2 separate regions of the Homo sapiens genome follow, and region 1 is linked to region 2. A link is a loop called in an ENCODE intact Hi-C map of the cell type or tissue named here. Cell type or tissue: Calu3. All regions are shown on one strand. Links, peaks and the distances in the headings refer to the core of each region. The heading gives the core; the rest is flanking DNA. Region 1 has its middle 6.4 kb from the start of ARSD-AS1. Region 2 overlaps ARSH (arylsulfatase family member H).

Region 1 (2,820 bases), core at 223-2,722, 130 kb before region 2:
TCTCTGATCCACTTTGAGTTAATTTTGGTGCAGGGTTTTCCATTCACGGAACATGAAGTTGGATTTCTAATAGGTCAATATATGAAAAATTTCCCGCAAAGTTTTTCTTTTCTTTTCTTTTTTTTTTTTTTTTTTGAGACTGTCACCCAGGCTGGAGTACAGTGGTGCAATCACAGCTCACTGCAGCCTTGACGTCCCAGGCTCTAGAGATCCTCCCACCTCAGCCTTCCAAGTAGCTGAGACCACAGGTGTGCACCACCACGCTTGCCTGATTTTATATTTTTTGTACAGACGGGGTCCCACTGTGTTGGCCAGGCTCGTCTCGCACTCCTGGGCTTGAGTGATCCTTCCACCTCGGTGTCCCAAAGTGCTGGGATGATAAGCATGAGCCACTGCACTCGGCCAGTTTCTAGTTTGGATATTTGAGTGGACTTCCCAGCCCCCACACAGCATGCTCATTTCGTGTAAGATTGTGAGAGAGTGCGAGGAGAGAAAGAGCATGCAGCCAGCGTTGGAGCTTCGGAGACATCCCGGGCAGGAGCTTCCCAGGGTCTCATTTGTTCTGTCTCATGGTTGGCACACGAAGGACAGTGAGAGGAATCTTGGTTTCAGGGGGCCTCAAACCAGACATTTGAGGAGGTAGGGGAGGCGGTTGCCACTCCGCTCATTCAGTGCATCCAGGCTGTCTAACTGGTTAGGCCACTTGCAAATGTGCAAACCTTAAGTAAAGAAACAGACTCTGGGGTCAGGGGGGAGGTTTGAACTGTAACTAGCGCGTCATAAATCCCAGCCCTTATCTTGAACAAGAGTCAAAGACCGGACTTGAAGGCATCCCCCAAGATAAAGGTAGGCCCTCTGCAGGGCAGCTGTAAGTCAGCTCTCCTCCACCCCTCTGGCTGGCCCCCTCCTTATCCGAGTCCTGCTTCCTTCCTCTTTAAATCTGCAGACAATGCTGCTTCTCTGCAGGTCTCTGCATATTCCCTCAGCTCACAGACCGGCTGCATACTTGGTATTTTCAGGGTTAGGTTTGCAACACATGACTGGGGAAATGCATGAAAAGGAAATGATGCAAGAATTCACCGCGGACACCTTTAGGTGAGAAGGAGATGTGACAAAAAGTCTCTGCCTGGCCAAACCGTAGCCAGGCTCCTGAAGCCCCTCCCAGGCCCGGTGGTGCGTTTCCTTATAGAATTAGATTTCAGCAAAGTACCGGCTAAGTCAGTTTGGCGAGAAGCCACCATTCTTGATATCATGTTCCTCGTCGTCCACCACCCCTGGTTGATGTTTAACCCCCTTGGCTGGCTTTAACAAGCCAGGTTGGTTTAGCCAGGACCCGCTTCACCTCTGATGTTTCCTTTTAGTGCTTTGCCATCTGTACACCCGCTGCCTGCCCCCGTGGCTGTACATTCCCACTTGCCCTTGCTGTGTTCATATTGGAAGCTGAGCCCAGCCTCTCCTGCACTGTGAACCGCCATTGCAGTGGTCCCTGTACTTCACACGATAAGCCTGGATAATGTCTTCGTTATCTTTTTGGTGATGCTTTCCCAAGTACGAGGTTCGTGCAAAAGTAATAACTGCAATTACCAACCTAGTATCACTGAATAGTTTTTTCTTTAACAAAGGTTTTGCTCCCGGACGAATGAACGAGTGCTGGCTGCTTGTTCTTGGGGCTCAACAATGAGGTGCAGACAGACTGGGGAGAAGGGGATTTATTTCTCCAACGGGTTACAGGGAGAAGGTCAGATTAACTCACCAGGTCAGCTCAAAGTGACAAGTTTTTTCCAGGGTTTCTATGCATTTTAAGCTCTATGCCCACGTGTAGGATTGCACCTACGAGCGGGAGTATTTCATTCGGTTCCTGTCTAATCTTTAACTAGGGTCTGGGGTCTGGGAAGTTTTCTCTAGACGCTTAATCTTCAGTGAGCCCTGGTATGACGTGTTTAACTTGTGCATCATCAGAATTATAATAAAGCGTTAGTGGAAAAACTGGTTGCTCCGGCTGCTAATGGAAGCCTGGCCTGCCACAGTTTGACTCAAAGGGAACCTAACTCTCAAGGAGCCATAATCCCAGCACTTTGGGAGGCCAAAGTGGAGGATTGCTTGTGCCCAGGTGTTGGAGACCAGCCTGGGCGACATAGGAGACCCCATCTCTATACATAAAAGAAAAATTAGTCGGGCATGGTGGCTTGCGTCTCTTGCCTCAGCTACTCTGGAGGTTAAGGCTGGAGGATCGCTTAAGCCTGGGAGTTGGAGGCTGCAGTGAGCTGTGATTGTACCACAGCACCCCAGCCTGGGCAACAGAGCGGAACCCTGTCTCCAAAAACAAAACAAAACAAAATAAAAAACAAAAGCAAAGAGCCATACAAGAAAGTTTTAAAGAATGTATTTTTTAAAAGCCCCAGTGAGGTTTTCTGCAGAAATCCTGGGTGCTTCTAAGCCAGCCAGAACCTCTACCTTTAAAGCATGTCTGCTCATGTCATAGGTCTTACAGGTATGGAGGAAAGTTGAGGTTTTTAAATTTAAAAAAATATAAAAAAGAAGATGAACACTTCTGAATCTTCTTTTTTTTCCTTTTGAGCATGTTCTCTGGGTGGGGAATGTGCTATGGTTTCTGAAAACAAAGAAGAAAACATGTCATCCTTCTGTTCCAGGTTCTCACGATGGTCTAAGGGAATGTGATTTTTTTTTTTTTTTTTTTTTAATGGATAGCATGATAGTGGCATGGGGTGACGTGGAGGCCAAGGACAGAGGGTGAGGTATTCAGCCTGGAGATGACCTTTAACCTCAAGGCTTTCTTCCTTTTAAAATGTTTGCAGATTG
Region 2 (2,820 bases), core at 73-2,572:
TATATATAGTCACTATGTATATATAGTTACTATATTCATTACACATAACACATATAATCCTATATATATTCGCTATATTCATTATATATAATACATGTAATTTTACATATTTACTACATATAATATACATAATCCTGTACACATTCACTATGTATATATAGTCATTATATTCATTATATATACACACATAATTCTATATATTTACTATATTTATTGTATAGATCATTATATATAATTTTATATATTCAGTATATATAATATAATATATAATACTATATATATTTACTATGTCTATAGTCACATATTAATTATATATAGTATATAGAATTCTATATATTCACTGTATAGAGTATACATAACCCTACACATATTCACTATATGTACTCACTATATTCATTATATATTACACATAATCCTATATATATATTCACTATATTCATTGTATATATATAGGATTGTGGATACTGGATTATATATTGTAAATTAATAGAAGTGAGCTCCTGAAAGCATTCACCTCCTCTGGCTTGTCATGTGGACTTGCTGTAGTCATAACTGTTAATTAGCAAAGACTAAATTGGTGCTAAACCTAGTAGAAAAAGTGAGGAACAGATCTGAGTCACCATATATATGCCATCTAACGAAGTGTGATTATTACAGTCATGATGATTCTAACAACTGTACCTATTATATATTATAATAATTATTATAATTGCATGAGTATGTGTGAGTGTAAAGCCCCTGTCCTTAAAAAGCACACATAACCCTGGAATAGGACTGGCAAAATTGTTGTGAGCATTTCTCAGGCTTTGGGACAGGATGCCTGTTTCTCAGGGTGCTTCCTGTGAAGCGATGAATTCAATGGATAGAGAGATTTAGATCTCCTGGGTAAGCAATGGGTTTTGTTCTAGTCTAGTTACACCTCGCAGCTCTGCCCCACAAAGATACAGGTTATTAAATACGATGAAGAAAACATCAGGATGGCTTTATGATTGTATGTTAAAAGCACATAGATTTGGTTCAGTGAGCTTGTCGAGTTTTTCTTATAATAAAGAATGGTGCTACTTGGGAGGCTCAGGAGGGAGGCTCGCTTGAGCCCAGGAGTTGGAAGCTGCAGTGAGCTATGATTGCGCCACTGCACTCCAGTCTGGGTGACAGAAGGAGACAGTGTCTTAATTAAAAAAAATAAAAATAAAAAAAGAATGGTGCCAAGAAGCTGAGCTGCCTTTCAACACTGGTTAGACTGGTTAGATCAGTGAATGTGTCAGCAGTGAATTTTACCTCATTTTCTGCTAGAGGCTTCCGGTTTTGTGTTTCTTTGTAATGCTGCCTGTCAGACAGGTGCGCACGTAGAAGACATTCAATGAAAATTTCACATAGGAAGAGACCTTTTCCTCCAGAGAGGTTCCTATTTTTTCTTAAAGAGTCTAGACATATGGTCTTGACACTGGCATTTGGCATAGGGCCATTTTTCTATTCTGTAACAACCGCCTCAGTCTCATGATTGATCTTACGGCAAGGGCTTCATTTTTGTTTTGTGCTCAGAAACACCCAAGGGGACTTTTGTCTAAGAAGTGATTCTCAACTCTGCCTCTGGCCATTTTTCTACTCACACTCCTCTCTTTCTTCCTCTATATGGGAAATCACGGGGTAAAGTTTTTTAGCTTGTTCCTCAAGGATCATTATAATGTGGATAAAACCTGTATTTTTCTTTTCTTTTTCTTTTTCTTTTTTATTTTTTGGAGACAGAGTCTCACCCTGTCACCGAGGCTGGAGTGCAGTGGCACAATCTCAGCTCACTGCAATCTCCACTTCCTCGTCTCTGATCCCCCGACTTCAGCCTCCCGAGTAGGTGGGACTACAGGCATGCACCACCATGGAGTGCAGTGGCGTGATCTCGGCTCACCACAACCTTCGCCTCCTGGGTTTAAGCGATTCTCCTGCCTCAGCCTCCCACGTAGCTTGGATTACAGGCGCCCACCACCATGCCCAGCTAATGGTTTTGTATTTTTAGCAGAGACGGGGTTTCACCATGTTGGCCAGGCTGGTCTTGAACTCCTGACCTCAAGTGATCCGCCCACCTCGGCCCCCCAAAGTGCTGGGATTACAGGCGTGAGCCACCGTGCCCGGCCAATATGGTTGGGTTTTAACTCATCTTTGGTTGTGTCGTAATCTTTGGTTTTAGGTGGCAAAGGAATGGGAGGATGGGAAGGAGGTATCCGTGTGCCAGGGATATTCCGGTGGCCGTCAGTCTTGGAGGCTGGGAGAGTGATCAATGAGCCCACCAGCTTAATGGACATCTATCCGACGCTGTCTTATATAGGCGGAGGGATCTTGTCCCAGGACAGGTATGGAAACAGTGTTTGCTCCTAACCTAGGGTGATATATTTGAACATAAGTGGATATACTTGATAATTCTATGTGTGTGTGTATGTACATAGTATATTACTTAATTATCAATATTCTGCCCATAGGGCCAGATGTCTTTCTCCCCTTGGTGCGTGGTGGAATATTTTGTTTTCTTCTTAGAGTATACCTTAATATCCTTTGTCATATTACACTTATGCCTGTGTGTGTTTGACTGTTCTCATGGATGGGATCTGATTCTCATACATCATCACATCCCTCACAGCTTCTAGACCATTATGCAATTAAGTGTTAAATGATTACTGAATAAAAACATGTATGCCTAGAGCAGGTGCGGTGGCTCGTGCCTGTAATCCTAGCACTTTGGGAGGTCAAGGCTGGCGGATCACTTGAAGTCAGGAGTTCGAGACCAGCCTGGCCAACATGGTGAAACCCCCATCTCTACTAAAAATACAA

What was found. Hi-C counts contacts between places; a loop is a spot of excess contacts. Peaks named below come from ENCODE experiments on the same cell type or tissue, not always from the same donor. Only the 100,000 strongest peaks of a DNase experiment are listed, where the experiment ranks them.
Region 1: it touches region 2 in a loop (4-fold over the local background); 4 of 110 quality-filtered maps call a loop at or near these places.

What each region holds. Positions count from the first base shown.
Region 1 is chrX:2,897,091-2,899,910 of GRCh38, forward strand. No RefSeq gene overlaps it. Among named protein-coding and RNA genes, the nearest start is that of ARSD-AS1, 6.4 kb to the right of the region's middle. RefSeq lists enhancers at 1-767, 768-1,563. In Calu3, for the core only: no CTCF peak of the experiment used is centred there; DNase peaks (open chromatin) are centred at 761, 1,221 and 1,991.
Region 2 is chrX:3,025,131-3,027,950 of GRCh38, forward strand. ARSH (arylsulfatase family member H) reads left to right here. Exons shown (of 9, transcript NM_001011719.2): 7 at 2,183-2,345. Among named protein-coding and RNA genes, the nearest start is that of ARSF, 15 kb to the right of the region's middle. In Calu3, for the core only: no CTCF peak of the experiment used is centred there; a DNase peak (open chromatin) is centred at 1,161.